Regions from separate parts of the Homo sapiens genome. Here region 2 is linked to region 1. The links are chromatin loops, found by intact Hi-C in ENCODE. Cell type or tissue: ascending aorta. All regions are shown on one strand. Links, peaks and the distances in the headings refer to the core of each region. The heading gives the core; the rest is flanking DNA.

Region 1 (16,363 bases), core at 2,790-10,789:
AGGGAGCTCTTTCACATGATCCTTAGTGTCTTCTAGAAAGGACAAAGATGAGACTCTCATGATACTCTCCACAATAAATTGTTCTGAAAGAAATTTTCCCTGCTGCTCTTATACCAAACCCATAAAAGATATATGCTTCGGTAAATTTTAGTTTTCTAGTGAAGATTAATTCTATCCATACTAAAATATTCTCATTGGAGTAAGCGGAGAGATGTTTATCATCTTTGGAGAAAGATTTGCATTTTCTATTTTGTTTGTAATAAGTTAAAACAGAAGTTACAACTGAAACAGCAAGGAAAAAAATAGATGATAAAGTACGAGACCATATGCAGAAGTTGCAAAGGAGTTAGCCAAAAACTCCTTAACAATAGCTCTTAAAATCCTTCGTGTACATCAAGGTTATAAAAGGGCATATTGATAAATATTGGTAAGAATTTGTGAAAATAATTTATTTGGGAACAGCTGTTGCCCCTCTCTGAATCCCAGTGCTTCAACATCGCAAAGGAGTTTAGGGAAAACCTGACCCTTACCTCATGAGGGCAAGAGAGAGCTTCAAGAAGACTACTCTGAGAGTAAGGCAATCCTCCTAACTGATGAAAGCTGGATAAAGAAGAGTTTGCTTCTGTTTTGGAATCAGCCTTCATTTCCAAAGTTCATCTAGGCAAATCATGTGTTTCTTCTATACAATGTGTGGGCCTAGGGTCACCATGCATGGTGCGCAAGTTGTATGCTGTCAAGGGTACAACATCTAATGTCAAGATTTATTCACATGGTAGTCATCGTAAGTTTGTATATTTACTTTCTAGTAGACGGCAATAGAAGTTCTTGTTCTAACAAAACCAGTATATATTACAACAACTTCCCCATAAAGTGTCTTGAGAAATGGGCACCTCTTTCTAATAAACACAAAGAACCACATGGACAAGCATGGGCACTATGTGAGTTTCATGTGTGAGAGAAAGAGCCAGCAGAGAGGTTGTTTTTCATCCCATTCAATAGAGCTACCTAGAGAAGCTAATGAAACCTCAGCAAACAGAAGCCAGAGGTAGACCCCCTGATTGCAAGGATCTAAAGATGAAATAAGCAAGAGCATTCCACTGGAACAAGAGAACTACAGATTAGAAATCCACCATCAGGAGAAGAAGTTGGTGCCTACAGAACAAAAGAAAGCATCCCAGGCTGGGTGCCGTGGCTCACGCCTGTAATCCCACCACTTTGGGAGGCTGAGGTGGGCGGATCACGAGGTCAAGAGTTTGAGACCAGCCTGGCCAACATGGTATAACCCCATCTCTACTAAAAATACAAAAACTAACCAGGCATGGTGGTGCGTGCCCATAATCGCAGCTACTCAGGAGGCTGAGGCAGGAGAATTGCTTGAACCCAGGAGGCGTATGTTGCAGTGAGCTGAGATCATGCCACTGCACTCCAGCCTGGGTGACAGAGTAAGACTCCGTCTTGAAAAAAAAAATTAAAAAAAAAAAAAGCATCCCAGGAGAGAGAAAGCGTTCAGGTTAAATATTGGCAAACCACCAATCCTTCTTCTTCCATCCTATTTCAACCACTAGGGTCAGTAGCATGGTTGACAAGATGGAAAGCATGACAGAAGCACGTGTAATGCACCACATCACATCTAGGTTGGAAAGTCCTAGAGGAATGTTGGTTGCTTCTCTCATACCCTCAGAAACCCCCTAGGCTTAAATAACTTCTGCACATTCCCAAAACCTAGTTCACACACATGCAGGAATTATGATTTATGATGTTCCTTCCATCTCAAAATTTTAGTAAATTTTAACATTATTTTTTATAGTTTGATCTTTACTGGCATTTAGAGTGCTAAATCAAGTTTAGCCTAAAGCTGCTTCCTTCCATATTTTAAGTTTGCCCTAAAGGTTATTCTGTACTTCGTGAACTATAACAAATGGAGGTATAATCAGACTTTAGCCTACACTGAGTTCTGGCCAATTAATGTAGCCAATTGTTCAAACCGTGTTCAAATAAGGCAAACGCTGAGCTGTAACCAATCCAGTTGTTTCTGCACCTCACTTCTGCTTTCTGTATGTCACTTTCCTTTTTCTGCCCATAAATCTTCCACCACATGGCTACGCTGGAGTCTCTCTGAGCCTACTACTGCTCAGAAGGCTGCCTGATTCACGAATTGTTCGTTGCTCAATTAAACTCCTTTAAAGTTAATTTGGCTGAAGTTTTTTCTTTTATCAAGAGAATCACAAAACAAAAGCAATCTAAAGCCAAGGAAGGAAGTACAAAAGCAATTAAGTTTAAAAGGGACAGAAGACCAAAAGGTATATAAAAATAAAGCAGGAAAAATGGAAACAGTTTGCAGCAGACAAAGGGGCCAGATTTCCAAGAAGAACAATGTGATGCTTTTTAATGTAATTGGTCCCTCATGAACTAATCAGTAAAAGCAAGATGGCTGACAGACGGATCCAGCCACAGCCTCCAACAGCTGTCTAGCCCCCCTGAGGTGATCATACTCAATCGCACCATTTGGGGATGTGAATAACAGAACATCAAGCTGTGAAGGTAAAAAGCTGGGAAACCAAGGAAACTCCCTGAACAGGAGCCTTGAGAACAAATAAGGAAGATAGTCCAGACCCAGCATGGACATGAAAGCCAAAGGATGACAATGCACCCAAATTAACAGAAGCCAGAAAATAGGCGAAAACCAGAGATTTGCCAAAATTGCTAAGTTCAAACCAGGTCCACGACTAGGATATTTGAGAGTGAAACAGGGTAACTTTGAAACCCAGAGAAATAAGCAACAGCCTTCCAAGGGGGGCACAGTTGCTCCAGAGATGCAAAAAGATTTTAGAAGTTACTAGGTCCCCGAGGGTTTTAAAGTAATCCGTCTTCCTATCCTCTGCTTTTACAGGTACTCTTCCTATAACTGTTAACAGCCTGATAATGCACTCTCCTATTTCTTGGTCATTTTTCTCCTGATTTACCAAAAAAAAAAAAAAAAAAAAAAAAAAAAGGTCTACCTGTCACCCATCTCAAACCTTAAGATGGTTCTAGAACCAAAGATACAATTACATTAATTATTTTAATCAAGCCCCCATAGTTTCACAAACATACCCCTCAGTGAATCTAATTGAGATGCATTTTCTATATATTTCTCCTTTTTAAAAATAATTACCAAATGTTTTAATACATTTATACCATTTTGAGTAGCTGCAGACTATTAATAATTACAGTGATAATTTGATGCCAAAGAAATATTTTAACACTAGTAACCTTATCATCACAAAAAATTATAGGTAATTTTTAACTTCAATTTTATATATTTGTTGTTGCTGCTGCGTTTAAGTTTACTAGGGTGAATGTATCCAGGGACTCAAGAGAAACAGAAGATAATGGACAGCCAGAAAGAGGGAGAGAAAGAGTTTTTTTGTTGTTGTTTTTTGTTTTTTTTTTTTTTTTTGTAATTGACTCATTTGATTGTGGAGCCTTGGAATCCTGAAATCTGTTGAAATAATTTTTGGAAGGCCATTAAACCACGGCAGCTCCAGCACCCTGGGTTCCTATGTAAGCAAACTGAAACCCAACTAGATGTAAATGGTCATAGTCCAGGCCTGTCAGAAACCACCACCTCACCTCTAGCTAGGGACTTTCCACTGGAATGATTGCTTTGCCTTGCTTCCACATTCACCATATAAAAGCTCCCCCTTGTTCTCCTTTTCTGGAGCCCTGAACTGCCTATGGTCTGGAACTGCCCAACTTATGATTCATTGTCCACCCAAATTTGAATGTGACTTAGTTTATATTTTAACAAATCTGTGGGGTAGGCTGACAGGCTGGAGACTCAGGCAGGAGTTAATGTTGCAGTCTTGAGTTTTCATCTTCAGAAAATCTTTCTCAATTTTTGCTCTTAGGGCCTTCACCTAACTAGATGAATCACCACTGACATGGTTTGGATTTGTGTCCCCACCCAACTGTCATGTTAAATAATAATCCCTAATGTTGGAGGTGGGTTTGGTGAGAGGTGATTGAATCATGGCGACAGATTTCCCCCTTTGGTGCTCTTCTCCTGATAGAGTGCTCACGCGATCTGGTTGTTTAAAAGTGAGTGGCACCTCCCCCACCTTCCTCTTGCTCCGGCCATGTAAGAGGTGCATGCTTCCCCTTCGCCTTCCACCAAGATTGTAAGTTTCCTGAAGCCTCCCCAGTCATGCTTCCTGTACAGCCTGCAGAACCATAAGCCAATTAAACCTCTTTTCTTTATAAATTGCCTAGTCTCAGGTATTTCTTTATAGCAGTGCAAGTACAAACTAATTCAACCACCCACATTATCAAGGATGGTCTCCTTTAACTCAAGTAAACTGATTGTAGATGTTAACCTTTACTTAAAGTCAACTGATTGTAGATGTTAACAACATCTGTAAAATGCCTTGTCAGCAATACTTAGACAGTGTTGATTGAACAACTGGGAACTATAGCCTAGACAAGTTGACACAAAAACTAACCATCACCTTGAACAACCATAGAAGTGCAAAAATATGTTACATTATGATAAAATTCTGTAAGAGAAGTAGGGTAAAAATACAATTTCAAATATCAAATATTTTAAGAGTGTTTTATTTTTCATCTTTTTTGTGTTTTTAGAGACAAGGTCTCCCTCTGTTGCCCAGGCTGGAGTGCAGTGAAGCCATGAAAGCTCATTGCAAGCTCAAACTCCTGAGGTCAAGCAATCCTCCCACCTCAGCCTCCCCAGGAGCTGGGACTACAGGTACGGCCCACCACACCTGGCTAATTTTTGTAAATTTTTTGCAGAAATGGGGTCTCACTATGTTGCCCAAGCTGTCTCAAACTCCTGGCCTCAAGAGATCCTCCCACCTTAGCTTCCCAAAGTGTTGAGATTACAGGCATGAACCACTGTGACCAGCCTCTTAAGAGTGTTTTAAAACATATATTACATCTTTTGTAAGGTTTTTGACTTATGATGAAAAACAGTATATGTCAACATAAAAGTATGCAAGTATTGATTATCAAAATTCCGGTAGGGGTTATGCAAGCAAAACTGAAGACAAGTTCTAGCTAGGATAACAGAGTACAGTAAGTTCTCACTTATCATTATTGATAGATTCTTGGAAACTGACTTTAAGTGAAATTATGTATAACAAAACCAATTTTTTTTTATCAATGTTGTAACAAAATGAGACATTGAAGGAAATGCTATTTGAGGACTTGCTGTACCTCCTTTCACTTAAAGTTGAAGTTTCCAGGAACTTATTGATGATGTTAGTGAGGCCTTACAGTATTGTTGCTAAATTTATGGACTCAGACTGTACTGTACCTACATATTAGCTGTGTGAATTTAGGGAAATAAATGAAATTCCTCGGTTTTGGGGAATGTTATTTAATATGCTATATTATTAGCACTTATCGATCAGATTTGGAGGTAGATTAAGTGACATAATATCTTCAAAGCACTTAGCACAATTTCTGGCACAGAATAACTCCTCAACAAACGCCAGCTATTATTATTATTCAGCAGATGTCAGTTGTAGAACATAAATCCACGAAGACCTATAAATGCAAGAACTCACACCAGGCTTGTCTTGCCTGCTTAGCTTTTCTCTGATCCTCTCTGCTAGTAAATCCCTGAGGCTCCATGGCTAGACACTAAAAGATTGGTCCTAAATCCCAACCTCAGTTCATAATGTATATTATCTCCAGTTTTCCTCCAGAAAGTGCTCTAGCAATGGAACCCTCAAGTTCCTTCATCTGTCTGTTTCAGCTGTAAGCCTTGCAGACCAGGCATGTTTACTTTGGTAAACATTTTGAGGGTTTTCCTGTCATTTGGCATGTGTGTGGCTCTCTTCAAACTCTCCGTTTGTCAGCCCAAATGCAGTTCTGTGAGCATCCTGGGGCTGCTTAGATAGATAGATTATTGAACTATCCAACTATTTTCTAGAATTCTAACTTAAATTTGTTCTGCAATTTAAACCTGTCTTTTTTTTTTTCAAGCGGAGCCTAGGAAATAGGCCTCTTCAAAGAACGAAAACACAAAATGTCGGATTAACTCTTCAGTGTAATTGATTTTCAGTGTGATCAAAGATTTCTTTTAATTCGATCTTCACAAGGCATAGACTTTTCTGGAACAACCTTGCTCCTACCCCTATTTAAATTTAAAAATTAAATCATTTTTTAAATCACTTAAGTAATAATGTACTTTGAAGACACTTCAGAGAAATGAAACAAAGAGGGATAAAATACCACATTTTCATCACCCAAAGACAACCATGTTAATCTTTTTAAACTCTTTTTTTGTGAGAAGAAAAAAAAATCTCCTTCTCCTACTACACACACACACACACACACACACACACACACACACACACACACACACCAACCACCAAAAATAAAAAAGGGGAGTAAAAGCAGATCCAAATGTGATTTCCTGCCTTTAAATCTGTTGCAGACACTTATGCTAATTACCCAGCAACCTTCATTTCCTTAGGTCACCGAAGAGAACAAGAGCTTTTCTCAGCAGGCTGAGTGGTTCTTACCTGCCTCTCCGCTAATGAAATTCCCAGTTTTGTCTCTGGCTTTTGCTAACAAGGCAAGCCTCCTACCGTTTCCATCCTTTAGATGGCAGCATGATCTCTAACACTTTACGGCCTTTTTTCCCAAGTTATGCAATTCTTGCAATTAAAAAAAAAAGGTTTAATTTTCTGAGGGAGTGCTGAGGAGCTGGAGAAATTAGGAGGGGAAAGAGGAGCCATTGAGGATGAAGGTATGAAAAATGGAGAAGCCAGAATTTGCGTGTGGAATCTGAATGTTTCCAGTTACCACATCTACCCCTATCCCATTACAGATAGCAAATAGGTGATGGATACACATCTATGTGGTAACTGGAATTTTATTTTTTACATTTTGATATTTATTAACAAAAATGGTCCTGAAAAGGATTGAGTCAAAATTACAAAGTGATAAGAGTTAAAATAAAAATCGTTCTTAACTGTATTGTCAGCTGGGCAGAGTGGCTCCGGCCTGTAATCCCAGCACTTTGGGAGGCCAAGGCGGGCAGATCACTTGAGGTCAGGAATTTGAGACCAGCCTGGCCAACATGGTGAAACGCCATCTCTACTGAAAATACAAAAATTAGCAGGCATGGTGGTGGGCACCTGTAATCCCAGCTACTTGGGAGGCTGAGGCATGAGAATCACTTGAACCTGGGAAGCAGAGGTTGCAGTGAGCTGAGATCGCACCCCTGTACTCCAGCCCGGGCGACAGAGGGAGACTCTGTCTCAAAAAAATAAATTAAATTAACTGTATTGTTTCTGGGGGACTTTAACCAGTCCAGAAAGCTATTTTTATCTCCTGAAACAGGACTTAAGTCACACTATTCATATGATAGATTTTAATAGAAACTCTTCCTCTTTCCTTCTGTCAAAGCAAAATATAGTGAAGGTCTTTGTTTTTACCTCAAACCTGCTTTCCAAATAAGTGTGCATACATGTAGATGGATTGGGATGGGGTGAAGGGAAAAGTTAAACAAAAAGGTTAAAAAAAAAAAAAAAGAGGCGGGGGCAGGCTGGGCACAGTGGCTCACATCTGTAATCCCAGCACATTGGGAGGTTGAGGTGGGAGGATTGCCTAAGCCCAGGAGCTCGAGATTTGCCTGGACAACATAGGGAGACACCATTTCTACAAAAAAAAAAAAAAATTTTTTTTAATTAGCCAGACATGGTGGTGCACGCCTGTGGTCCCAACTACTCAGGAGGCTGTAGCAGGAGGATCACTTTGGAAGTGAGAAGGTGAATACACTAGGGGAAAGTTAAGGCTGCAGTCAGCTGTGATGACATCACTGCACTATGGCCTGGGTGACAGAGTGAAACCCTTTCTCAAAAACAAGAAAGCCAAAATCTTAAAAACGGGAAATGAAGGCTGTTCATGGGTTATCCCTGTCATATCCCACTCACTGTGGTTTGCAAGATTCTGCACAATAAAATGTGCTCATTCATTCATTCAGTACATATTTATTGACTTCCTGCTGTGTGCCAGACACAGTAAGAGAGCAGACAGTCTAGACAGCTGTACCGCTGAGCAGTAGGCCCGTAGTCAACACTGGACACAGGTGTAAATAAAGCAGATCGTTCTCCCTTATTCTGCCCTTGTGCATCTCATGTTCTAGTATTAGAGGCAGACAATTTAAAAGGAAACAGATATAAATTTAGGTAGTGACAAGGACCATGAGGAAAAACCAAACATAACAAAAAGGCTAGAAAGGGTGTAGGGAGTGGCCGTTTTAGACAGGATTGTCAAGGCATGCTTCTCTTGGGAGGTGATATTTGAGCAGAGACCTGATGAAGCAAGTGAGGGAGTGAGCCACTAGGCACCTGGGAGAAAGTAAGGCAAAGGGAACAGCAATGCAAAGGCTGTGGCATCCAGGCATCCTTGGTTGTTGGAGGAACAAGAGGAAGCTGGTATGGCTAGAACGGGACAAGCAAAGCAAGGAGTAGCCAGAGAGAGATGAGGTCAGAAAGAAGAGGGCACATAGGGCCTTGGAGTCCCCAGAAGGGGTGCTGGGTTTTATTATAAAGGTTATGGAAAACCTTTATGTGAAGTAACATGGCCTAATTTCCATTTGAAAAGGATCACTCTGGCTATGGCACAGAGTACATCCTAAGTATGGGAAGAGGCAAGAGTGGAAATAGAAAGGCCACTCCAGAGGCTGTTGCAAAAGCCAGTGGAGGGATGGTGTGGTCTGTGGGGGAGGAAGGGAAATGGAGAGCTGGAAGACAGGGAGGGCTTGAGTGCTGGGAGGACTTGGAAGTGGTGTGGCAGGGAACCAATAGTTCTATTTTGGGCAGTTGGGTTTAAGTTGCTATTAGTCATTCCGTTACAGATGTCAAATAGGTGATGGATACAGAAATCTAAAACTCAATGGAAAGGTCAGAACTGGAGAAAACTTGGAAGTCCTGTGTATGGAGATAGTACATGTAACCAAATAGCTGAATAAGGTCATGCAGAGAGCAAGTGTGGGTAGAGAACAATCCAGGGACAGAGGCCTGGGGCGCTCCTGCGTTTAGAGCAGCCAGCTAAAGAAACCGAGAAGGAAGGCCAAGCAAGGTAAAGAGGAAACCATGGCAGTTAGGGGTCCCAGAAGTGAGCATTTCAATAGGGAGGAAGTGATCAATTTTGTCAGAAGCTTGTAAGCATTCAGGTAAATGAATACCAAGAACGGACCACTGGATTTGGCAAGATGAATGTCATTGCGGATGTTGGCAAGAGCCCTCTAAGCAGAATATGAGAACAGGATTGATTAGTGTGAAATAGAGAACACCAGGCGAAGGCCGTTAAGCTGGGAAATCCTGCTGAGGAGTTTTGCTATCAAGGAATGATAAGTGAGGTAGAAATGGGAGGGGGTGGGGGTGCTAGGAAGAGCTTTTCAAGATGGGAGATATTTCAACACATGTATGTGCTGATGGAGACGATCCAGGAGAGAGGAGGTCAGAGTGATGCAGGGGGAACCAGATGAGGAGGACATCATTGCACACATGGAGGCATGGAGGGAGCGCGGACCCCCGGGTAGATGTGGTGGTGGGAAGATGAGGTCATTGTCTCTCTTTTTTTCTTTTCTTTTTTGAGTCAGAGTTTCACGCTTGTTGCCCAGGCTGGAGTGCAACGGCGCGATCTCGGCTCACTGCAAGCTCCGCCTCCCAGGTTCAAGCAATTCTCCTGCCTCAGCCTCCCAAGTAGCTGGGATTACAAGCACCAGCTACCACACCTGGTTAATTTTGTATTTTTAGTAGAGACGAGGTTTCACCATGTTGGCCAGGCTGGTCTCCAACTCCTGACCTCAAGTGAGCCACCCGACTTGGCCTCCCAAAGTGCTGGGATTACAGGTGTGAGCCACTGCACTCAGCCCATTTTTCTTAATGACACAAGAAACAAGGTTATCGACCAAGAGTAAGGAATGGGAGGGAGTGTTGAAGGCTTAATGAGAGAGGAGAAAGTGTAGAATATTCCTTTTTGGAAGCGGGAAGGTGAATTCACTAGGGAGAATACAAGAAGATTTCGGGAAGGCTCTGTAGGCTCATCTGAGGTTTGAAAGTTTAAACTGATTCCTGGCAGCACATGTTGATTTTTTTTCTTCCAGCCACATGCCAGCAAGCCAGGCAGGTCTGAGCCACACCCCCAACCCTCCCCTCCATCCCTATCGTCCCCAGGCCTCTCTTATCACTCCTCTGGCTTCTTCACATCTTAACTTTCTCTCCCGTCTGCACTAAAAAAAGGGCCCAAATGTAGTGTGGAAGGCTCTTTTTCTGCCACCTGCTCCTATACCTCTGCACTTAGGCCACTCAGAGATCTCATTCACTCCCAGACCTTTAGCTATCTTCTGAATGGCAGTCCCAATCTCTGCTTTCCCTCCAGACCGAAATGTTTGTCTCTTGGGCATCTGCGTCTTGATATCCCTCTGGCTCATAAAACCCAGCAGGTGCAGCAGTGAATTACTTGGCACAATCATCATGCTGCTCTTCAAAGCTTGCTTTTCCTGTGATATTCTGTTTCATTTAACATCATCTATCCAACCTTCAAGACAAGAGGCCTTAGATTGGTCTTCAATGTCTCCCTCTTCTTAGTTTTCTCTGTTCCCCTGTGTACATGAAGTTGTTGAGAATTTCTATCAATTCTACTACCATAGTGTTTTTCAAATTTGGCTTCAGAATCACTGCCTCATTTATGCTGTTTCTCCTTAAATCTATTTCCTGTGGTAACTATTATTTGTGAAGAAGGGTCTAGTATTAGTCCCCGCTCAAAAATATAAAGATATTCCTATTAACCCTTAAAATCCTTAGCCCTGAGTTCATGTTCTTGCTGTAATCATTACAGCTGGTTTTTTCCCAGCTCTTACCTCACATCACCCCCTTCCAGAATTGTATACACTCCCAACTGAACAGTTTTCCTCCTACTTTCCCACCATGCTGGTCAGTCCGATGCTCACCAATACCCATGGAAACGTCCACTCTTCCAGGCCCTTGGGCACTAAGAATGGGGCCCTTTGACTGGTTCTGCTCATGACAGGCATCACTTCCAGGTGAATGCAGTTGTGAGCCAAGTGCGTTCACCTCTCTCCTCCCCTGCCAGTCACCTTGGAGGGCACATGCTCCAAATGGCATAGCTACATGACGAAAGAGGATTGTCTGACCTATATCAGGTTTTACGTAAGTGAAAAATACATGTATTTTGTTACAACACTGGAATTCGGGATTTGCCTAATGAAGCAGCTAGCATTTACTGTCCCAATGCTGCAGCCCTGTGTCTTTGTTTATACAGATGCCTTTGCTCAAATGCTTTCTCCTCTTCCTATTCATGACCTTTGGCTATTGAAATCCTCACTCTCAAAAGTAGACCTTCCCAAATGCTGGTATGTAGGTTGTTTGGTCCATGATTAAATTCCACCTAAGTCAAAGGGGTAAAAGAAAAATTACAACCGAACAAGATTCCGTAAAAGTAAATAGATTCAATTTAAAGCACTGTCTTTGGACTGAGATAACTCCTTCCATATTCAAGTGACTTCTATTATAAATTAATGGTGGTATTTGATGGCAAGAGAGAGAGGTTTTGTTTTGTTTTGTTTTGTTTTGTTTTGTTTTGTTTTGTTTGAGACGGAGTCTTACCCTGTCGCCAGGCAGGAGTGCAGTGGCGCGATCTTGGCTCACTGCAACCTCCACCTACCGGGTTCAAGCGATTCCCCTGCCTCAGCCTCCCGAGTAGCTGGGATTACAGGCGCCCGCCACCACGCTCAGCTAATTTTTGTATTTTTAGTAGAGACAGGGTTTCACCATGTTGGCCAGGATGGTCTCGATCTCTTGACCTCATGATCCTACCACCTCGGCCTCCCAAAGTGCTGGAATTACAGGCATGAGACACTATGCCCAGCCTAGAGAGAGGTTTTTAACCCCATTATTTGGCAAAATAAAGTTGGACATCTGTGTTTCGTTTCCAAAATTGTTTTCTAAATGTCATTACTTTATATACTCAAGTTCAGCAACCAGTGCTGGCACTAAGGTTAGGAAGACTTTCATTATCCTCCCAGACCAAAGTGACCTCGGATGTCTTTTAGTGACGTCTGATGCTTTGAGCGCTTGACTTTAATGTTTTATCTCTCCTCCTGGAGAGAAAATTCTTTCAGGCAAGTGATCTTTCTTATTCCCGTACAAGAAGGGCAGGAAAAACTATTCTTATTACCCATACAAGAAGGGCAGGAAAAAACTATTCTTAAACAAATGAGGGTAAAACCTTCTTATTGCCCATACAAGAAGGGCAGGAAGAATTATTCTTAAACAAATGAGAAAGCTGAGCTCTAAAAAAAATTAAATTACTTGGAAATTATAATTTTCAACATTTATTGAGCACTTAACTATTTGCCAGGCACTGTTCTATGCATTTCGCATGTACTTACTCATTTTGTTCTTGAAAAATATCTATCAGGTAGGTTACAATTCCCATCCCCATTTTGCAGAAAAAGAAGGCAACCTGCCCAAAGTCACAGAGCTAGGAAGTAGTCCCTTTAAGGCTTAAATTCTGGAGCCCATGAATTTATGGGCTTTTTAAAACACAAACCAAGTCTCCTGGTTCCTGGCTGGTGTTCTTTTCTAGTAGATCACTTTTTCTTCAACTTATTTGTTAAAGTATTTATAATTTCAAGTAAGCTTATCAGAGAACTCAGCCCCTTTTGTAATGTCTAATCAGTATTTCAGTACAATTATCTTAGATTTGCCAGTCCACATTCTAATTTTCTACATACATCTGTTTACCTTTAAGGTCTTCCTCTTTCTGTGTGAATTTCTTTCCTGCCTGTCCCCCAGAAAGAAAATAAATTAAATTAAGTCATCGAACATTGTTCAGGCAACTGTGACAGAAACTCAATAAAGTGGAAAATAAGCCAATAACATCAAGCTCCTTTTCATTAAGATTTTCAATACTTATTTGGTCAGGCTTAAGTAAAGCTGGATTTATTTGAGAGCCCTAGATTTTAAATGCAGCAGGTGCCCCACTGGTCGAATCCTTTGGATGCAGGTGTGCCATTTCACACTTTAAAAGTCTTAAGAAAATGGTGGACTTCAAACAGTAGGAAAATATTAATGCTAAAAAAAAAAAATCAAGATAAGAGTGGCCCAGGTGATTTTATTTTAAGGTGGCTTCATATCTCATTTGCCTGAGGAACCCTTCTAAGAAATTTCAGGACAATTTTACCACTGGACAACCACAATAGTATGACATTATTTCCCTAAATTTTTTATCACAGTAGCCAATATATATATCAAAAAAGATATCTTACTAGAAAGCAAAACTAACAAACATTTATAGTAGGTCAAAAATTACCTAAATGTACATACATTCTCAATGTCAACGGGGTAAATATCCCCGTTCTTCCATATTAGTGACAGTCCCAAATGAAGAATCTTTTTTTTTCTTTTTCTTTTTCTTTTTTTTTGAGACAGAGTCTCGCTCTGTCACCCAGGCTGGAGTGCAGTGGCATGATCTCAGCTCACTGCAACCTCTGCCTCCCAAGTCCAAGCGATTCTCCTGCCTCAGACTCCCGAGTAGCTGGGACTACAGGTGCCCGCCACCACGCCTGGCTAATTTTTGTATTTTTAGTTGAGACAGGGTTTCACCATATTGGCCAGGCTGGTCTCAAACTCCTGACCTTGTGTTCCACCCGTCTCGGCCTCCCAAAGTGCTGGGATTACAAGCGTGAGCCACCGCACCCAACCATGAAGATTCTTTTACACCAGAGAGAATGGCACTCCTTTCTCCCAGCAGACTCCTGCTGAAAAGTCTACTTGCCTTCTCTTCCAGGTTCATCTTCTAAGGATCCATTGTGCAGCACCAGCGGCTGGCCCTGTTGGCAGGCAGGAATGCCTAGGAACTTTCCTCCTGCTCTGTGCAGAGTATGACCCTGACAGCTGAGCCCATAACTTTAACAATGAAGCAAGTTTCTCATCTTGAGATCCTTTAGCCACGTTCACGTATCAAATGCCCCTGAAGGCCAGAGATTCACATGGAATTTGAGAAACAGTGTCTCCTCACTATAGCCCACATCGCCTCTCCTTTGAAAGAGTCCTGCCCCCAGCTACAGATGATCCAAAAATACTCATAATTTGCAAAGGGGATGACATACCTCCCCATAACCCAAGTAGCCTTCGTGTCTCTCAGTGAGATTGTCGAATATCTTTTATCTAACGAATATGTTTTTATACCAAGCAAGAATTTTATACCAAGCAAAAGTGTCACACATTTTTACAGAAAGAGAAATATTATATTGCCAAAAACCAGGTGTTATTCTACCAACATATATTTGTGCTGCCTAGAATTAGACACACAGTATTCCACACAAACATACAAAGATACATTAACCAAAAGCAGATAATATGCCACTTTTTAAGCCATCAGGTAGCATTTACAAAAGTCAACTATATAGTAAGTGAAAAAGAAAACTTCATAAATGGAAAATTCAAAAAATAATCCAGGCCACAGTTGGTGACCATAACGCAATAAAAGTAGCAAATAATAATTAAAGTATAAACCAAAAAGACTTGTCAACTTAAATGCATCTGTCCAAATGACTTTCAGGTGATGCTCATATTTTTAACTATAACTTCAGAAAAGGTTTTCTTGCTATTATTTACCAAAAACTGTCACTGAAGGAAAAATATTTTTTTTCTTCTACCTGATAGGATGCAGGAAATGCTATCCCAAATTATGTCACCTTGGCATACTGAGTGTTTTAAGATGAAGGAAACTGAGAAAAGTGCATAAGCAGAAAGGTATCTCTGACCTCCTCTATCCCCCCATCTTTTGAAGTCCCACATGTGACAGGTGTCCTGCCCTATACCTACAGGGATGGAATGTTACCCAGAGAGGACAAGAAGAATCTGAACAAACATGTTCTGCTCAACTCCCCCTAGTTTATTAACATTAAATCATACCCCCTTTTTTATCCAGTCATTCTTCTACACAAGTGTCCACTGCTCATTGAACCTAAGCACAAAAACACAGTTTTCCCTGGGTCTCTGGGTCTTCATTTCTGAAGACTCCCAGGTCATGTAAAACTAGTATTTTTTAAATGTGCCATGCTTTTATCTTGTTAGTCCATCTTTTGTTGTGGTGGTGTCAGCCATGAACCTTGCAATGGGGGAAGAAAGAATATCACTTTTTCTCCCCTACCTACCCTTCTACATTCATGGCTGGGGACCCTCTAACAAAAGAAAGACTAACAAGAGAAAAGCATACAAATGCTTTTAATATAAGTTTTATGTGTCATGAGACCCTTCATGAGGAAACGAAGACCCAAAGAAACAGTTAAATCTGAGTGCTTTTTATAGTAGGTTTTTGAAGAAAAATGGAGAGTCATGGTAGAATAATGTGATAGGGTAAAGGGTGTAAGTGTAACCATGAAACCAGCCCAAACTGGGCCTATTCTGTTGATAACAAATTGTCAAGTTACCTTTTGGGTATAACAGAGCCAAAAACTACAAATTCTGTAGCACGGGCATGTGCAATAGAAAAAGCTTTTACCTCTAACACACCCGGAACCAATGATTCCCTCCCCTCAGAACCAAGAAGTTCTAGAACATGACCAGAACCTAAACACATAGCTCTTTCAGAAGCAAGAGGTCTGTTGGCCCCGAAGATCCAGGGCTAAAATCTGCCGTAACATATCTTACTGTAAATGGTGAAATGTGAAGGCCTCCAATCAGACCCCGCTCAGCCAACACTCTTCAATCCTTTCCCTTGCCCTCTGATTCTTTAAAACTTGCCCCAGACCTCAAATTAGAGAGGCAGATTTGAGCCCCCTCCTGCCTCCTTTGCTGACTGGTCTTACAATAAAGGCCTTCTTTTCTCAAAAACTGGTGCCATAGTTCTTCACTTCTGTATGCATCAGGCAGTGAGCCCATTTGCTCCATAGCATAAGTAAACAAGGCCTGTTCATGCAGATTCCTCTCTTGTGACCCTGTGCCTTTGGAAATAAGAATGCTCCTTTTCTCCAGGTATAGAGAAGATACCTCTCCCATGAGGGGCTTATGACCTGCTTCAGAGGAACATCAGAAAATCCTTCCTGGGTTTTATAACCTGCTCCATGGGAGAAAGGTAAGAGCAGAATGGGAGGAGATCAGAGTGACCTTCCTACTTCTGCCATTTTCTCCAAGACCCTCAGTTTAAAATATTCAATATCGCAAGGTACCATATTTTGGGGTAGAGTGTCTTGAACCCCATTCTCACCATGGCTTTAACTATTTCTGCCAAAATTAATTTGGTTTCCTTAGAAATCTCAAACTGCTGATCCTTTAGAAAAGCTACAGGAGACATATTGCAGAGTTTAGGGCATATC
Region 2 (16,363 bases), core at 5,524-13,523, 270 kb after region 1:
AAAAAACAGGCAGTACTGACAGTATGTCAGAACTTGCATCCTTTTCTTCTGTTTTTTTTTTTTTTTTGAGGCTGAGTTTTGCTGTATTGCCCAGGCTGGAGTGCAGTGATATGATCCTGGTTCACTGCAACCTCCGCCTCCCGGGTTCAAGCAATTCTCCTGCTGCAGCCTCCTGAGTAGCTAGGATTACAGGCACCCCCAACCATGCCTGCCTAAATTTTGCAGTTTTAGTACAGACGAGGTTTCATCATGTTGGCCAGGCTGGTCTCGAACTCCTGACCTCAAGTGATCCGCCCACCTTGGCCTCTCAAAGTGCTAGGATTACAGGCGTGAGCCACCGCACTTGGCCCTTTTCTTCTATTTGAATTTATGAAAAGTTGTAGATGTCAACTTGAAAATGTACAAGGAGGTACAGAGTTGGTTTTTGTTTTTTGGTTTTTTTAGAGAGGGTCTTGCTCTGTCACCCAGGCTGGAGTACAGCAGTGCAATCACACCTCACTGCAGCCTTCATCTCCCAGGCTCAAGTGATCCTCCTGCTTTGGTCTCCTGAGTAGCTAGGACTACAGGCATGCACCACTGTACCCAGCTAATTTTTTTATTTTATTTTTGTAGAGATGGGTTCTCACTATGTCAGCCAGGCTGGTCTTGAACTCCTGGCCTCAAGTGATCCTCCCATCCCAGCCTCCCAAAGTGCTGGGATTACAGATGTGAGACACTGTACCCAGCTGAGTTTTTAAAAACAATTTTGAGGGTATGCCAGCAAAAAAATGTTATGTTTCATTTTTGATCACCATAGCAGTATGACTGTCATCTTTCTATAAACTGGGGGTAGGTAGGTATGAGGGACTTGTAAAGCCATCAACCCAACAGGACACTGAGCACTAAGACAGCCATCAACTCACCAGGAGAGTGAGCACTAAGAACTTCAGAGCAAGCTTCTAAGCCTCTGGGAAGCAGCTCCCTCATGCTGATTTCCCCACCTGAAGTAAAGGCCATGCCAACCTGTCTGCCTTCCTTACCATTAGTCTCCACACTTCCAGGACTGTGTGTGCACCACTCCAGTAAGGGGGAGTTAGATAAGGCAAACTCTGGGTAAGATGGAAGGTACTGATCTAATTAAAAATTTTGAAGAACTAGTATTCCTTTTTGTTATGGCATGTAATAAGCATCTGTGCTGACTTACTGTTTTTGTGTTTTTTTTGAGACAGAGTTTCGTTATGTCGCCCAAGCTAGAGTGCAGTGATGCGATCTTGTCTCACCACAACCTCGGGTTCAAGCGATTCTCCTGCCTCAGCCTCCCAAGTAGCTGGGATTACAGGCACGCGCCACCATGCCTGGCTACTTTTTGTATTTTTAGTAGAGAGAGGATTTCACCATGTTGGCCAGGCTGGTCTCGAATTCCCGACTTCAGGTGATCCACCTGCCTCAGACTCCCAGAATGCTGGGATTACAGGCATGAGCCACCATGCCTGATGGACTTACTGTTTGTGAATAAATGATTTTCATCTGGCTTTCTGAAATGTTGACAAGAATCACAACTAGTTCATGCTGCTTTCTCCATATTTCCTAGGCTTCTAGGGATCCCAGTAAGTAACATTTTTCCTTCTTGGAATAGTTAAAAAATGTTGTGCTTAATAAAACCAAAGAGACACACACACACATATACTCCCTTCCCACAAAAACCCAAACAAGGCTGGGCACGGTAGCTCATGCCTGTAATCCTAGCACTTTGGGAAGCCAAGGTGGGTGGATCACAAGGTCAGGAATTTGAGACCAGCCTGGCTAACATGGTGAAACCCCGTTTCTATTTAAAAATACAAAAATTAGGCCAGGCTCGGTGTAATCGCAGCACTTTGAGAGGCTGTGGTGGGCGGATCATGAGGTCAAGAGATCGAGACCATCCTAGTCAACACGGTGAAACCCCATCTCTACTAAAAATACAAAAATCAGCTGGGTGCGGTGGCTCACACCTGTAATCCCAGCACTTTGGGAGGCCAAGGTGGGTGGATCATGAGGTCAGGAGATTGAGACCATCCTGGCTAACATGGTGAAACCCCGTCTCTACTAAAGAATACAAAAAATTAGCCGGGCATGGTGGCGGGCGCCTGTAGTCCAAGCTACTCAGGAGGCTGAGGCAGGAGAATGGCGTGAACCTGGGAGGTGGAGCTTGCAGTGAGCGGAGATCGTGCCACTGCACTCCAGCCTGGGCGACAGAGCAAGACTCCATCTCAAAAAAACAAAACAAAGAAATACAAAAATCAGCTGGGCGTGGTGGCGGGCTCCTGTAATCCCAGCTACTCGGGAGGCTGAGGCAGGAGAATCCCTTGAACCCAAGAGGCGGAGGTTGCAGTGAGCCTTGATCAGGCCTCTGCACTCCAGCCTGGCAACAGAGCGAGACTCCATCTCAAAAAATCCCCCCAAAACCCCCCAAAATGAGCCTGTAATCCCAGCTACTCAGGAGGCTGAGGCAGGAGAATCGCTTGAACCCAGGAGGCAGAGGTTGCAGTGAGCCGAGATCACACCACTATACTGCAGACTGCGTGACAGAGCAAGACTCCATCTCAAAAAAAAAATAAATAAATAAATAAATAAAAATAAAAAAACCCCAAACAAAACCCGAATAATAGCAATTGTTCCCCAACACACTGACAAAGGATCTGAAACAATCATTGTATCATGACTAAAGGGAAATAATAATTTGGTGACTATTTCTTTTGAGAAGACTTTTGTGTGACACCTTTAGAGAAAGGTAGTATGTGTAAACATATTACACATATGTACATGGACACAGAGAGGTGTCCATTTTAACTTCTGTTTTCTTTCACCTCCCAATATACATTGTATCTATTTTCATTTCATTGTGTTTGCAGAAGAATTTTTATACATTTGCATTTTGAATTAAATCAAAATCCTCTTTAACATAGGATGGGGAGGAAAAAAAGACTGACTAGTGCCAATTTAGTTTCAGCCATTTTATGCAGGAATCCAAAAGCATCAAATTTCCGTGTTTTCTGGGAACAATATATAGCATGAACAAAAGGTTACAGAGGGAAGAAAATGTAATTGATTCTGAAGAGCGTGAACATCTGCAAAGAATGTATTGTAAGAGAAAATGATCTCTGAGGGTCCTACTTACGATGAAACGGTTTCTAGCTACCCATGTCAGACAAACAGCTGCCTTACACACCTCTCTCAAAGTCCAATCCCTAAACAGAGCAGGACTACTGATGCTTGAAGTTACTTTCTGAAACATGGAAGCAAATAGAAACGTGGTAAAAGACTTCACAAAACTAAACTCCTCTAGTGGTAATGAGCTAATGTAATGTACTTAGAGAAAAAGTCAGAAAAAACTATAGTCTGGTCAAAATTCTGTCATTAAATTGTGGCCAACTCAATTGATCTCTTTGAGCCTCAAGGTCCTCAACTTTGACATGGGAGGGTTGGACCGACAAGGATCTTTTAAGATGTTGTCTAGGATTATAAAATTAACAGAGTACCTTTTCTTCTAGAGGTCTCTTGAGTCTTAAGACTTTCAATTTTGGATGGAAAGAACAAAAATTCTAACACTGATTTAAGAACATCAACATTTATTTAACATGATAAAAAAAGAAATGAGATATGAACATTTGCATTTAAACAATAGTAAGTAGCCTTTAATACATTACATGTGCTCATTGTATAATATATACACAATGAACATAATTACATTTGTACACAAACTAAGTACCGGATTTGGAAACCTGCTTATTGCTGTACACATGTATTCCAATGAAATATAAGCCCAGTACTTCAAAATACCTACACTTTGTTTTTTTTTTTTTTAAGAAAAGATAAGCAGTAACATTTGTGTTTAAGCTGACAGGAGTGTGGCAGTAACTGCTGACATTGCAATCTGACCGAGAAAGAATTATAGCAGAAAACAGGACATACTTCACTTAGCAATAAAATGGCACATTTTAAATACATATATATAAAATTTTTACAAATCAAGTGTGAAACAAAAGCACTGCAGTAGCTAAAATGGGAAGAAAAAAAAGAAAACAAGCTTCAATGGAAATAATAACTAACTTTAGAAAATGAAAAGCAAAAAAATATATATATAAATTCACCTAGACTTAAGAAACATCGAAATCTGGAAATCAGCAACTAAGTAAGCTCTGGAAATAGACTGCACATTAAAAAGCACCTTTACTTATGTGCTCTGAAATCATAGCAGCAAGCTGGTGTCAGAATAATAACCTTGAGATTACGAAGTGTACATATGGGCCATTAAAGCTGTTTTGGAATAAACATTTTCCAGAAGTGATAAAATGATGCTCTGTGACCAAAAGCATCAGAACTATGAATTTCATAGATTTAAAATATACTGTACAATATCTTCTTACACTGCTGAAGGTCCATGTCTTTAGCTTTGAATGGTTTCAACAGAAGTCAGTATAGCTGAAAAATAAGAGAGAGGAAATTACTTTGACACCTGCAACGTTAATTAATTACCATTTCCCAAAGTAACTAAGGGTGACATTCTGTAACAACAGAACTGACAAGCATGGCCATGAAAATCCTAAAATACAATACATCAAAGGATATTTTTCTTCATTTCCATAGCTTAATTCACAAAGCAAAGAAACATAATGCAATTTTTTTTTTTTGAGACAGGGTATCACTATCGCCTAGGCTGGGGTGCAGTGGTATGATCCCGGCTCTCTGCAACCTCTGCGTCCTGGGTTCAAGCGATTCTCCTGCCTCAGTCTCCCAACTAGCTGGGATTACAGGCACATATCACCATGCCTGGCTAATTTTTGTATTTTTAGTAGAGACGGGGTTTCACCATGTTGGCCAGGCTGGTCTCGAACCCCTGGCCTCAACTGATCTGACTGCCTTGGCCTCCCAAAGTGCTAGGATTACAGGCATGAGCCACTATACCCGGCCCCACAAGGAAACATAATGTAATGCAATTCTTCTTCCTTCCTCCTCCTCCTCCTTCTCTTCATTATTATTATTATTATCATCATTTTGGAGACGGAGTCTTGCTCTGTTGCCCAGGGTGGAGTGCAGTGGCACGATCTCAGTTCACTGCAACCTCTGCCTCCTGGGTTCCAACAATTCTCCTGCCTCAGCCTCCTGAGTAGCTGGGACTACAGGTGCACATCACCACATCCAGCTAATTTTTTGTATTTTAGTAGAGACGGGGTTTCACCGTGTTGCCCAGGCTGGTCTCAAACTCCTGAACTCAGGCAATCCGCCCGCCTCGGCCTCCCAAAGTGCTAGGATTCCAGGTGTGAGCCACTGCACCTGGCCTTCTTATTATTTTTGAGACTGAGTCTCGCTCTGTCGCCCAGGCTGGAGTGCAGTGGCGCAATCTTGGCTCACTGCAACCTCCACCTCCCGGGTTCAAGTGATTTTCCTGCCTCAGCCTCTAGAGTAGCTGAGACTACAGGTGCATGCCACCACGCCCAGCTAATTTTTGTATTTTCAGTAGAGACGGAGTTTCAACCATGTTGGCCACAATGGTCTCGATCTCCTGACCTTGTGTTCCGCCCGCCTCGGCCTCACAAAGTGTTGGGATTACAGCCGTGAGCCACTGTGCCCGGCCAACATAATGTGATTATAAATAGCAATACAGAATAAAAAATGTACCGCTGGCAACGGCAACCCCCTTTGGGTCCCCTCCCATTTTAGGGGAGCTCTGTTTTCACTCTATTAAATCTTGCAACTGCAAAAAAAAAAAAAAAGTACCAAACGTAGCTGAATCCAAAAGATCAACAAAATGAGCAAACATTTGCATAACTCCACTAAAATACGTAATAATTATTGAGCTGCCTACATCGTAGTGTCATTTGTAAAGGTTTCCTAAATCCTGCCAAAACCACTAGTTCAGAAAGATGGCATATGCATAATAGGAAGATATGAAATAATACAAGTTTTCATGCCTTTAGTTATTTGTGGTAGTTGCATACCATGAGACTAGAAAATATCCGACAATAATCATACCTCATTACAGTATGCCACTGCTCTTGGAATAAGAAGAAAACAAAATAAAATCCTATAACAATTTAAGGAACCTGGAAATATACTTGAGTTTTAACTCTGAATATCCTTTATTATTGGAAGGATATGTGTACAGTCATAATCTGTTTATTGAATCAAAATATTATGTGAATGGCTCTTAATGTATACATTTTTCTACTAAGAGGTCATCAAGTCTTTACATAGATGAAATCAAATGAGTCCAATGTTTATTTTTCCTATGTTTTGTGTTATTACGTCACCAGTAGCAACAGTCACCATTTTTTTTTTTTTTTGAGACAGAGTTTCGTTCTTGTTGCCCAGGCTGGAGTGCAATGGCACGACCTCGGCTCACTGCAACCACTGCCTCTGGGTTCAAGCGATTCTCCTGCCTCAGCCTCCCAAGTAGCTGGGATTACAGGCATGTGCCACCACGCCCAGCTAATTTTGTAATTTTAGTAGAGACTGGGTTTCTCCATGTTGGTCACGCTGGTCAGGAGCCAGGTGATCTGCCTGCCTCGGCCTCCCAAAGTGCTGGGATTACAGGTGTGGGCCACCACACCCAGATTTTTTTTTTTTTTTTTGAGACAAAGTCTTGTTCTGTCACCCAGGCCGGAGTGCGATGGTGTGATCTCGGCTCACTGCAACCTCTGCCTCCCAGGTTCAAGCGATTCTCCTGTCTCAGCCTCCCAGGTAGCTGGGATTACAGGCGCCTGACACCATGCCCAGCTAATTTTTGTATTTTTAAGTAGAGATGGGGTTTTACCATGTTGGCCAGGCTGGTCCTGAACTCCCGACCTCAAGTGATCCACCAGCCCTGGCCTCCCAAAGTGCTGGCATTACCGCACCTGGCCTCAACAGTCATTTCTAAACATATTAAATTAAAAGTTTAAACATAGCCAGGCGTGATGGCTCAATCTTGTAATCTCAGCACTTTGGGAGATTGAGGCGGGCAGAGCGCTTGAGCTCAGGAGTTTGAGACCAGCCTGGGCAACACGGTGAAACCCCTACTCTACAAAAAATACAAAAAAATCAGCCAGGCTTGGTGGCACAGGCGTGTGGTCCCAGCTACTTGGGAGGCTGTCGTGGGAGGATCACTTAAGCCCAGGAGGGCAAGGCTCCAAGATCTCACCATTGCACTCCAGTGTGGGTGACAGGGTGAGACCTGGTCTCAACAAAAAAAAAAAAAAGAAAAAAGAAAAAAGAAAAAAGGCTTAAACACAAGTGACAAAGGCAGAACACAGGTAAGACTATCACAGTTAGGTTATTTGTAACTCTCCAGCAAGCACTTCAGTCCTGCACAGATACCAACTGACAAAAACAGAAGCCTCTTTGAGGTTCCAGGTAGACATAATCTCAAATAAAAGTTACAAATATGAAAAGACAACAAAATACTTTGGGCTGAAAAAAAGGGCACAGATTATAGTTCCTACAATAAGGTGTGAAAGGAAGTAGATTCCAGAAAACAGGATGGGAGGAAATATTTGCAAACTATGCATCCAACAAAGGACTAATATCCAGAATCTGGAAGGAACTCAAAACAAATCAGCAAGAAAAAAAAAACAAAAACAAATAATCCCATCAAAAAGTGGGCAAATGACGCGAATAGGCATTTCTCAAAAGAAGGTACACAACAATGAGATGCCTCCTTATTCCTGCAAGAATGGCCATAATTGGCCGGGTGCAGTGGGTCACGCCAGCACTTTGGGAGGCCGAGGTGGGCGGATCATGAGGTCAAGAGATCGAGACCATACTGGCCAACATGGTGAAACCCCATCTCTACTAAAAATTCAAAAATTAGCTGGGTGTGGTGGCACACGCCTGTAGTCCCAGCTACGGGGGAGGCTGAGGCAGGAGAATCACTTGAACCCTGGAGGAGGAGGTTGCAGTGAGCCAAGATCACGCCACTGCACTCCAGCCTGCTGACAGAGCGAGACTCCATCTCAAAAACAAAAAAAAAGAATGGCCATAATTTAAAAGTCAAAAAACAACAGATGTTGGTATGGATGTGGTGAGAAGAAAACACTTTTACACTGCTGGTGGGAATGTAAACTAGTACAACCACTACGGAAAACAGTGTGGAGATTCCTTAAAGAACTAAAAGTAGATCCAGCATTTGATCCAGCAATCCCACTACTGAGTATCGACCCAAAAGAAAACAAGTCATTACATAAAAAAGATACATGCACATGCATGTTTATAGCAGCACAATTTGCAACTCCAAGGGTATGGAACCAACCTAAGAGTCCACCAACCAAGGAGTGGATAAAGAAAATGTGGTTTATATACACCATGGAATACTACTCAGCAATAAAAAGGAACAAAATAATGTATTTTGCAGCAACTTGGATGGAGCTGGAGGCCATTATTCTAAGTAAAGTAACTCAGGAAAGGAAAACCAAATATCATATGTTCTCACTTATAAGTTGGAGCTACACTATGGGTATGCAAAGGCATACAGTGTGGTATAATGGACTTTGGAGACTCAGAAGGGAGAGGGTGGAAGGTCGGTGAAGGATTGGGTACAACATACACTACTCGGGTAATGGGTGCACTAAAATCTCAGACTTCACCACTATACAATTCTTCCATGTAACCCAAAACCACTTGTACCCAAAGCTAGTGAAATTTAAAAAATGCTTGAAAAGGAAGAAAAAAGGCTGGGTGTGGTGGCTCACACCTGTAATCTCAGCACTTTGGGAGGCTGAGGCGGACAGATCACTTGAGCTCAGGAGCTTGAGATCAGCCTGGGCAACATGGTGAAAACTCCATCTCTGCAAAACAATTAGCCTGGCATGGTGGCATACACCTGTAGTCCCAGCTACTCAGGGGGCTGAGGTGGGAGGATTGCTTGAGCCTGGGAGGTCAGCCTTCAGTGAGCCATTGAGCCATGATCTTGCACCACTGCACTCCAGCCTGGGTGACAGAGTAAGACCTTGCCTCGAAAAAAAAAAAAAAAGGAGAGAAAATAAAAGAAATATTTTGAGAATGTGAAAATCAAAGAGGCTAGGCACAGTGGCTCATGCAGTGGGAGGGTAGCTTGAATTCAGGAGTTTGAGACCAGCGTGGACAACTTAGTAAGACTGTCTCTATAAGAAAATCGAAATATCAGCCGAGTGTGGTGGCGTGCACTTGTGATCCCAGCTACTTGTGAGGCTGAGGCAGGACGACTGCTTGAGCCCAGGAGGTCAAGGCTGCAGTGAGCTGTGATTATGCCACTACACTCCAGCATGGGGGACATCTCTGAAAAAAGAAATAACATAAAAAAAACAAGAAAATAAAAAAACAAAAAGATGTTAGTACTAATGCTTATAATGTCTCTATATGTTTCTGCTGCTGTTCAGCAGAAAATGGTGGTAATCCTAAAGCACCAAACTTACTAGATATGGTAGATGCTGTGAGAAAGAAAATGCAGAAAAAGGCATAACATTCTTACTCTACACCAGAGCTTTTATAAAAAGTTAAAAAACTTTTAGAGTACGCTATAAGTACTAAATTCTAGGTTAAAATTAGCAATTGTCTAGAAAGTTTAAAAGTAAGAATTCAGGAAACTATTCTCAATTATAAATCTGTGCTCTAAGGAACATTGTTCAAGAAAGGATTCCTTCTTCTCCCTGATACCATCCATGGTTTTAGTAATTACCTCCCTGACTTAATAGAATTCAATTACTTAGAAATAATATCAGATAGACATTAAAGATTTTAATATTCCATCAAGTTGGCTGTACCATAAACATTTCATTGTCATTTACAATAATTAGCAAACTCCCAGTGGGCAGACATGTCACCCTAACTGTAAAAAGCATTACATAGTCAACGTGTAATGACTTAAACAAAATTCTCAGGTCGCTATGGAAAGGAACATTAAGTAGAAGCACAGCTGCACAACACTGCAAGTCTTGGCACAGGCCATACCCTCCAAATTTTGTTGTTTTTCTGGATGATGAAATAAGAGACAAAGAAAATGCTGTCACACAGCAAATCATCAGAGGAGCCAATGTTAGCAATCTGTTACCAACCCTGGTTCCAAGATATGCCTACTTGTTCTGCCAACTATCCCTATGTACAGTCCAGAACTAATCCCAGTTTTGATTCACTAAACCAACAGATAAGTCATAAAATTCAAGTAAAAAACTAAAGCACAAATGCAAAGGGAAATGACGTACTTCTTCTAAGACTACACACACATGAAATGTGATCCTTCTGTGAGCTGCGGCTGAGTGGATGGAACTGGCGATGCCGAGGACTCAGGAGATGGGGACAGACTTTTCACTAAAACACACAAAGAAAATGGGAGAAGATAAAAATCTTTAAGACACATTTGGAGAAGTAAATCCTGATGCTGTAATCCCACAAAAATTAGAACATGTTTTGAGAAGGAAGTAATAGATACATTTGGTTCTATTGTGATTTTTTCTTTTTAAATAATTAAAAACAAATTTTTATTAATTGAGATGGGGTCTCACCATGTTGACCAGGCTGGTCTTGAACTCCTGGCATCATGCAATCCTCCCATCTTGGTCTCCCGAAGTGTTGGGATTATGTGCCCAGCCTGTTATTTTCTAATTTGCAATCTAATTATTCAGTATAAAATATTTCCTGACAACTACTTAAAAATTTTTTTTTTTTTGGCTGGGCGTGGTGGCTCATGTCTGTAATCCCACCACTTTGGGAGGCCGAGGCAGGCGGATCATTTGAGGTCAGGAGTTCGAGACCAGCCAGGCCAACATGGTGAAACCCCGACTCTACTAAAAATACAAAAATTAGTCAGACATGGTAGCTCGTGCCTGTAGTCCTAGCTACTTAGGAGGCCGGGGTAGGAGAAATGCTTGAACCCAAGAGCCAGAGGCTGCAATGAGCTGAGATTGTACCACTGTACTCTAGCCTGGGCAAGAGAGCAAGACTTTGTCTCAAACAACAACAACAACAACAAAAAACAAACAAACAAAAAAAATACTTTACATTTTTTTTTTCTGCTTTGAGGTTAATTTTCTGTTGGAACTTTTTTTAGTTCTATGCAGCTAAATACTATGGATGATTTAAATGTTGTGGTTTTAATACTATCATAACACTTTGATCCAGACCTGCTGCATAATAACCAAAACTGGCCAGTGACAATTTTTTTTTTAACAAGTGAGACCTCCTGTGCACACTACCTTATTCATTTATTTAGAGACAGAATTTCGCTCTTTGTTGCCCAGGCTGGAGTGCAGTGGCGTGATCTCGGCTCATCACAACCTCTGCCTCCCAAGTTCAAGCGATTCTCCTGCCTCAGCCTCCTGAGTAGCTGGGATTACAGGCATGGCCACCATGCCTGGCTAATTTTGTATTTTTAGTAGAGACGGGGTTTCTCCATGTTGGTCAGGCTGGTCTCGAACTCCAAACCTCAGGTGATCCACCTGCCTCAGTCTCCCAAAGTGCTGGGATTATAGGCGTGAGCCACTGTGCCTGGCTATTTATTTATTTTTTGAGACAGGGTCTTGCTCTGTTGCTCAGGCTGGAAAGCAGTAATGCAGTCACACAGCTCATTGTAGCCTCAACCTCCTGGGCTCAGGTGATCCTCCTACCTCAGCCTCCTGAGAAGCTGGGTCTATAGTGCCATCCCATCCGGCTAATTTTTTAAAAGCATTATTTTTAGTAGAAACGTTGTCTTGTTACATTGCCTAGGCTGGTCTTGAACTCCTGAGCTCAAGCAATACTCCTGCCTTGGCTTCCGAAAGTGCTGAGATTATAGGCGTGAGCCACTGCACCCAGCTCATACTGCCTTGTAAGTGACAGAGGCAAAGGAAAAGGCAGTGCTTAGTATTTGTTACAAGGGAACATGACTGGTAATATAAATTTATAATTTATTTTAAATAAGTAAATTAAATAAAGTTTATTTTATTTAAATTTATAACATACACGTTATATTTATATAAGATACGGAAGATGTTCTGCCCAGAACCCCATGCTTTTCCTAAGAAGAATGGTCCTGAATACTTGAATTTCATTGTTTCTTACTCTTCTGCAAAAGGGCAGGAGTGGTGGCGGGGTTTTGTAGGAATGGTTTTTTACTTATGGACTACAAGAAGCAAAGCTGGGCCGGGCGCAGTGGCTCATGCCTATAATCCCAGCACTTTGGGAGGCCGAGGCGGGCGGATCACGAGGCCAGGAGATTGAGACCAACCTGGCTAACAGTGAAACCCTATCTCTACTAAAAAAAAAAAAAATACAAAAAATTAGCCAGGCGTGGTGACGGACACCTACAGTCCCAGCTACTCAGGAGGCTGAGGCAGAAGAATGGCATGAACCCAGGAGGCGGAGCTTGCAGTGAGTGGAGATCGCGCCACTGCACTCCAGCCTGGGCAACAGAGCAAGACTCCATCTCAAAAATAAAATAAAATAAAATAAAATAAAAAAGAAGCAAAGCTGGCTGGGCATGGTGGCTCACGCCTGTAATCCTAGCACTTTGGGAAGCTGAGGTGGGTGGATCACCTGAGGTCAGGAGTTCAAGACCAGCCTGGCCAACATGGCGAGACCCTGCCTCTACAAAAATACAAAAATTAGCTGGGCGTGGTGGTGGGCACCTATAATCCCAGCTACTTGGGAGGCTGAGGCAGGAGAATCGCTTGAACCTGGGAGGTGGAGATTGCAGTGAGCTGAGATCACGCCACATCACTCCAGCCTGGGTGAAAGAGCTTCAAAAAAAAAAAAAAAAAAAAAAAAAGAAGAAGCAAAGCGATAATATGCACTAATTCCCATCCCTGTTCCCAAAAAATCATAAAGAAAAAGAGTAAAAGGGCCGGGCATGGTGGCTTATGCCTGTAATCCCAGCACTTTGGGAGGTTGAGGCGCGCTGATCACTGGAGGTCAGGAGTTCCAGACCAGCCTGGCCAACATAGTAACCCCCATCTGTACTACAAATACAAAAAATTAGCCGGGTGTGGTGGCACACACCTGTAGTCCCAGCTACTAGGGAGGCAGAGGTTGCAGTGAGCCAAGATAGCGCCACTGCACTCCAGCGCTGGCAACAGAGGGAGTACTCTGCCTCCAGGAAAAAAAAAGAAAAGATTTGTGAAGAGTCCAAAAAATATGAGAGAATAGAGCACAGAACAACTTGTTTTTTTTAAAATGCCATGGATAATAATTTTCTACAATTGAAGGAACAGCCAGGTATGGATTATAGCAATGCTGGAGTAAACAAACCCATTCTATTAGTTTAGATATTAAATCCTCCACAGTTCCCAATGTGGCAGGCTTGTGAATACTCTGAGAATCTAGCCCTGAGAACAGATAGATTTTCCAAGTACTGAAAGATTTTCTTTTCTTTTCTGAGAAGGAGTCTCGCTCTGTCACCCAGGCTGGAGTGCAGTGGCACGATCTCGGCTCACTGCAACCTCCGCCTCTGGGGTTCAAGCAATTCTCTGCCTCAGCCTCCTGAGTAGCTGGGATTGGAGGTGGCTGCCACCATGCCCGGCTAATTTTTTGTATTTTTAGTAGAGACGGGGTTTCACTATCTTGGCCAGGCTGGTCTTGAACCCCTGACCTCGTGGTCCACCTGCCTCGGCCTCCCAAAATGCTGGATTACAGGTGTGAGCCACCGCACCCGGCCAAAAGATTTTATTAGAAAAAGTTTACTCTATGTGTTAAAATTGAAAGGAAAAAGCAAAACCAAAGCCAATGTGTTGATCCCTCTGCCAGGGTAGACTCTGGCAGGGGCTGCATCCTCCTGAAGGTACACTTGGGGAGGCAAACGTTGACTCATCTGTAGTCAAGGTACTTAAGCGATTCCCTTCTTAGAATCTCCCCATGGAAAATAAATTTAGAAGTTCAGAGGAAGCACCAGGTAGAAAATTATGAAGTGTATACTACCTACCTGCCATTGTTTGATTTCCTCTAGAAACCTCAGGAGTTGATTCGTAAGAAATAACAGTTTCTTCCTGTTCGTCAACACTGTTCTTTGTATTTTCTTCAGGATGCTCTTCTGGTTTATGATTTGCGGTCTGTGTTTCATCTTGAGGGCTGATGAAAATAGATTGGTATTTAAAAATTTGTCACTATAGAATACAATTAATTTTTCTTTTTTTTGTTATAAAAGATGCCACCACCTATGTTTAACAACGAACATTTTCTTACAATTAATCTTTTCTTTCTTTTGAAAGTTTCAAACAAAAGAATTAGAGCAAATAATAAACCTGTATATTCATTTCAATAATTACTTGGTTTGCCAATCTTGCTTCATCTAAGCCCTAAAATCCTTGCTCCCTAAACCATTTAAAGCAGATTCTACATATGATATTTAATTTGTAAGTACTTCAGAACATATTTTTAATATGTTAATGCCATCAAATATCCAGTCAGTGCTTAAATTTTCCTGGTGCCTCATAATGTCATTTTAGAATTAGAATCAGGATCCAAACAAGGTCCATATATTGCCTGACAAATTCCTTAAAGTCTACTTTAATCCAAAACAAACTGCCCCAGATCCCTTTTATTCTTTGCCATTTATATGTAAAAGAACTTGGTCTATCTGTCCTATATAGTTTATCACATTCTGGATTCTGATGATTGTATCCCTCAGGATTTTCTATAAAGTTATAAGATTTTTTTTTTTTTTTTTGAGACGGAGTCTCACTCTGTCGCCCAGGCTGGAGTGCAGTGGCGCGATCTAGGCTCACTGCAAGCTCACCTCCCAGGTTCTCACCATTCTCCTGCCTCAGCCTCCCGAGTAGCAGGGACTACGGGCGCCTGCCACCACGTCCGGCTTTTTGTATTTTTAGTAGAGACGGGGTTTCACCGTGTTAGCCAGGATGGTCTCGATCTCCTGACCTCTTGATCTGCCCACCTCAGCCTCCCAAAGTGGTGGGATTACAGGCGTGACCTACTGCGCCTGGCCAAAGTTATATGATTTTAAGGCTTATTCAAATTTAGGTTTTGGAGGGGCAAGTAGCACTTCATTAGGTGGGTGTCATGAACTATTGCATTAACAGATTGTTTCTTTTTGTGATGTTAAAAATGATCAGTGTGGCTGAGCGCGGTGGCTCACGCCTGTAATCACAGCACTTTGAGAGGCCAAGGCAGGATCATGAGGTCAGGAGTTCAAGACCAGCCTAGCCAAGATGGTGAAACTCTGTTTCTACTAAAATACAAAAATTAGCCGGGCACAGTGGCAGGCGCCTATAAACCCAGCTACTTGGGAGGCTGAGGCAGGAGAACTGCTTGAATCGGGCGGCGGGGCAGAGGTTGCAGTGAGCCAAGATTGCGCCACTGCACGCCAGCCTGGGCGACAGAGTGAGATCCCGTCTCAAAAAAAAAACAAACATTAGTGAGTTCAGGGGTTATTGGGTTGACCCATTCATATAAAGATCCTTGTCAGATTTTCAGCTGATAGCTTTGGCAGCCACTGAGGAATATTGTTCAAATCCATTATGGCATTAGGGCTAGCAAAGCAATGACACATATATATTTTTTTTTTGAGGCAGATTCTCACTCTGTCGCCCAGGCTGGAGTACAGTGGCGGGATCTCGGCTCACTGAGACCTCCGCCTCCCTGGCTCAAGCAATTCTTGTGCCTCAGTCTCACAAGCAGGTGGGATTACAGGAATGTACCACTATGCCCGGATAATTTTTGTATTTTTAGTAGAGACAGTGTTTCACCATATTATTGGCCAGGCTAGTTTCAAACTCCTGACCTCAATTGATCTGCCCACCTCAGCCTCCCAAACTGCTGGGATTTCAGGCACGAGCCACTGCACCCTGCCACAAAACAATGATACTCTGACTCCCACTTGAAATTCTTCTAAAAATAAGTTTCCTCAAACTATTTGGTTACAATTTGGGAAAAAAACATGATAAATACTTGATCCTTTCCCTTAATGTACCAAGTTTTGGAATTAAAAGTTGATTCTCTAGCATCCTCCAAAATGGCCAACAAGTAATTTTTTTGTTGTTGTATCATTATGAACTCATCAATTTTTAATATACTGTGTTTTAATCTATGCTTCTTAATACAAAAATTCAGCAGAGATATTTTTCTTAGCAGACATTGCCAAATACTTTTCAAATTCAATCTTGCTATTCATTTAAGAAATCAAGGCATTCCTAATAACAGTAAACCACAGCATTTCTGTTTTCTAGTGCCGGTAATATGTTTAATGGAGGGAAAGATTGAAGATATACTCTTAAGGCCAGTTAAGGCTGGGTATGGTGGCTTATGTCTGTAATCCCAGCACTTTGGGAGGCTGAGGCGGGTGGATCACCTGAGGTCAGGAATTTGAGGCCAGCCTGGCCAACATGGCGAAACCCCGTCTCTACTAAAAATACAAAAATTAGCTGGGCATGGTGGCACACGCTTGTAATCCCAGCTACTTGGGAGGCTG

The links. Peaks named below come from ENCODE experiments on the same cell type or tissue, not always from the same donor. Only the 100,000 strongest peaks of a DNase experiment are listed, where the experiment ranks them.
Region 2: it touches region 1 in a loop (2.4-fold over the local background); 5 of 110 quality-filtered maps call a loop at or near these places.

Annotation. Positions count from the first base shown.
Region 1 is chr12:19,634,065-19,650,427 of GRCh38, reverse strand. It overlaps LOC101928387 (a long non-coding RNA gene), which reads right to left. Exons shown (of 7, transcript XR_007063236.1): 4 at 1-32. Among named protein-coding and RNA genes, the nearest start is that of AEBP2, 200 kb to the right of the region's middle. RefSeq lists enhancers at 2,280-2,781, 6,238-6,797. In ascending aorta, for the core only: a CTCF peak has its summit at 6,625; no DNase peak of the experiment used is centred there.
Region 2 is chr12:19,363,608-19,379,970 of GRCh38, reverse strand. It overlaps PLEKHA5 (pleckstrin homology domain containing A5), which reads right to left. Exons shown (of 32, transcript NM_001256470.2): 30 at 13,862-14,007; 31 at 10,173-10,278; 32 at 3,571-4,440. The coding sequence ends at 10,184. Among named protein-coding and RNA genes, the nearest start is that of AEBP2, 68 kb to the left of the region's middle. In ascending aorta, for the core only: no CTCF peak of the experiment used is centred there; DNase peaks (open chromatin) are centred at 9,940 and 10,230; H3K4me3 peaks cover 381 bases; H3K27ac peaks cover 2,359 bases.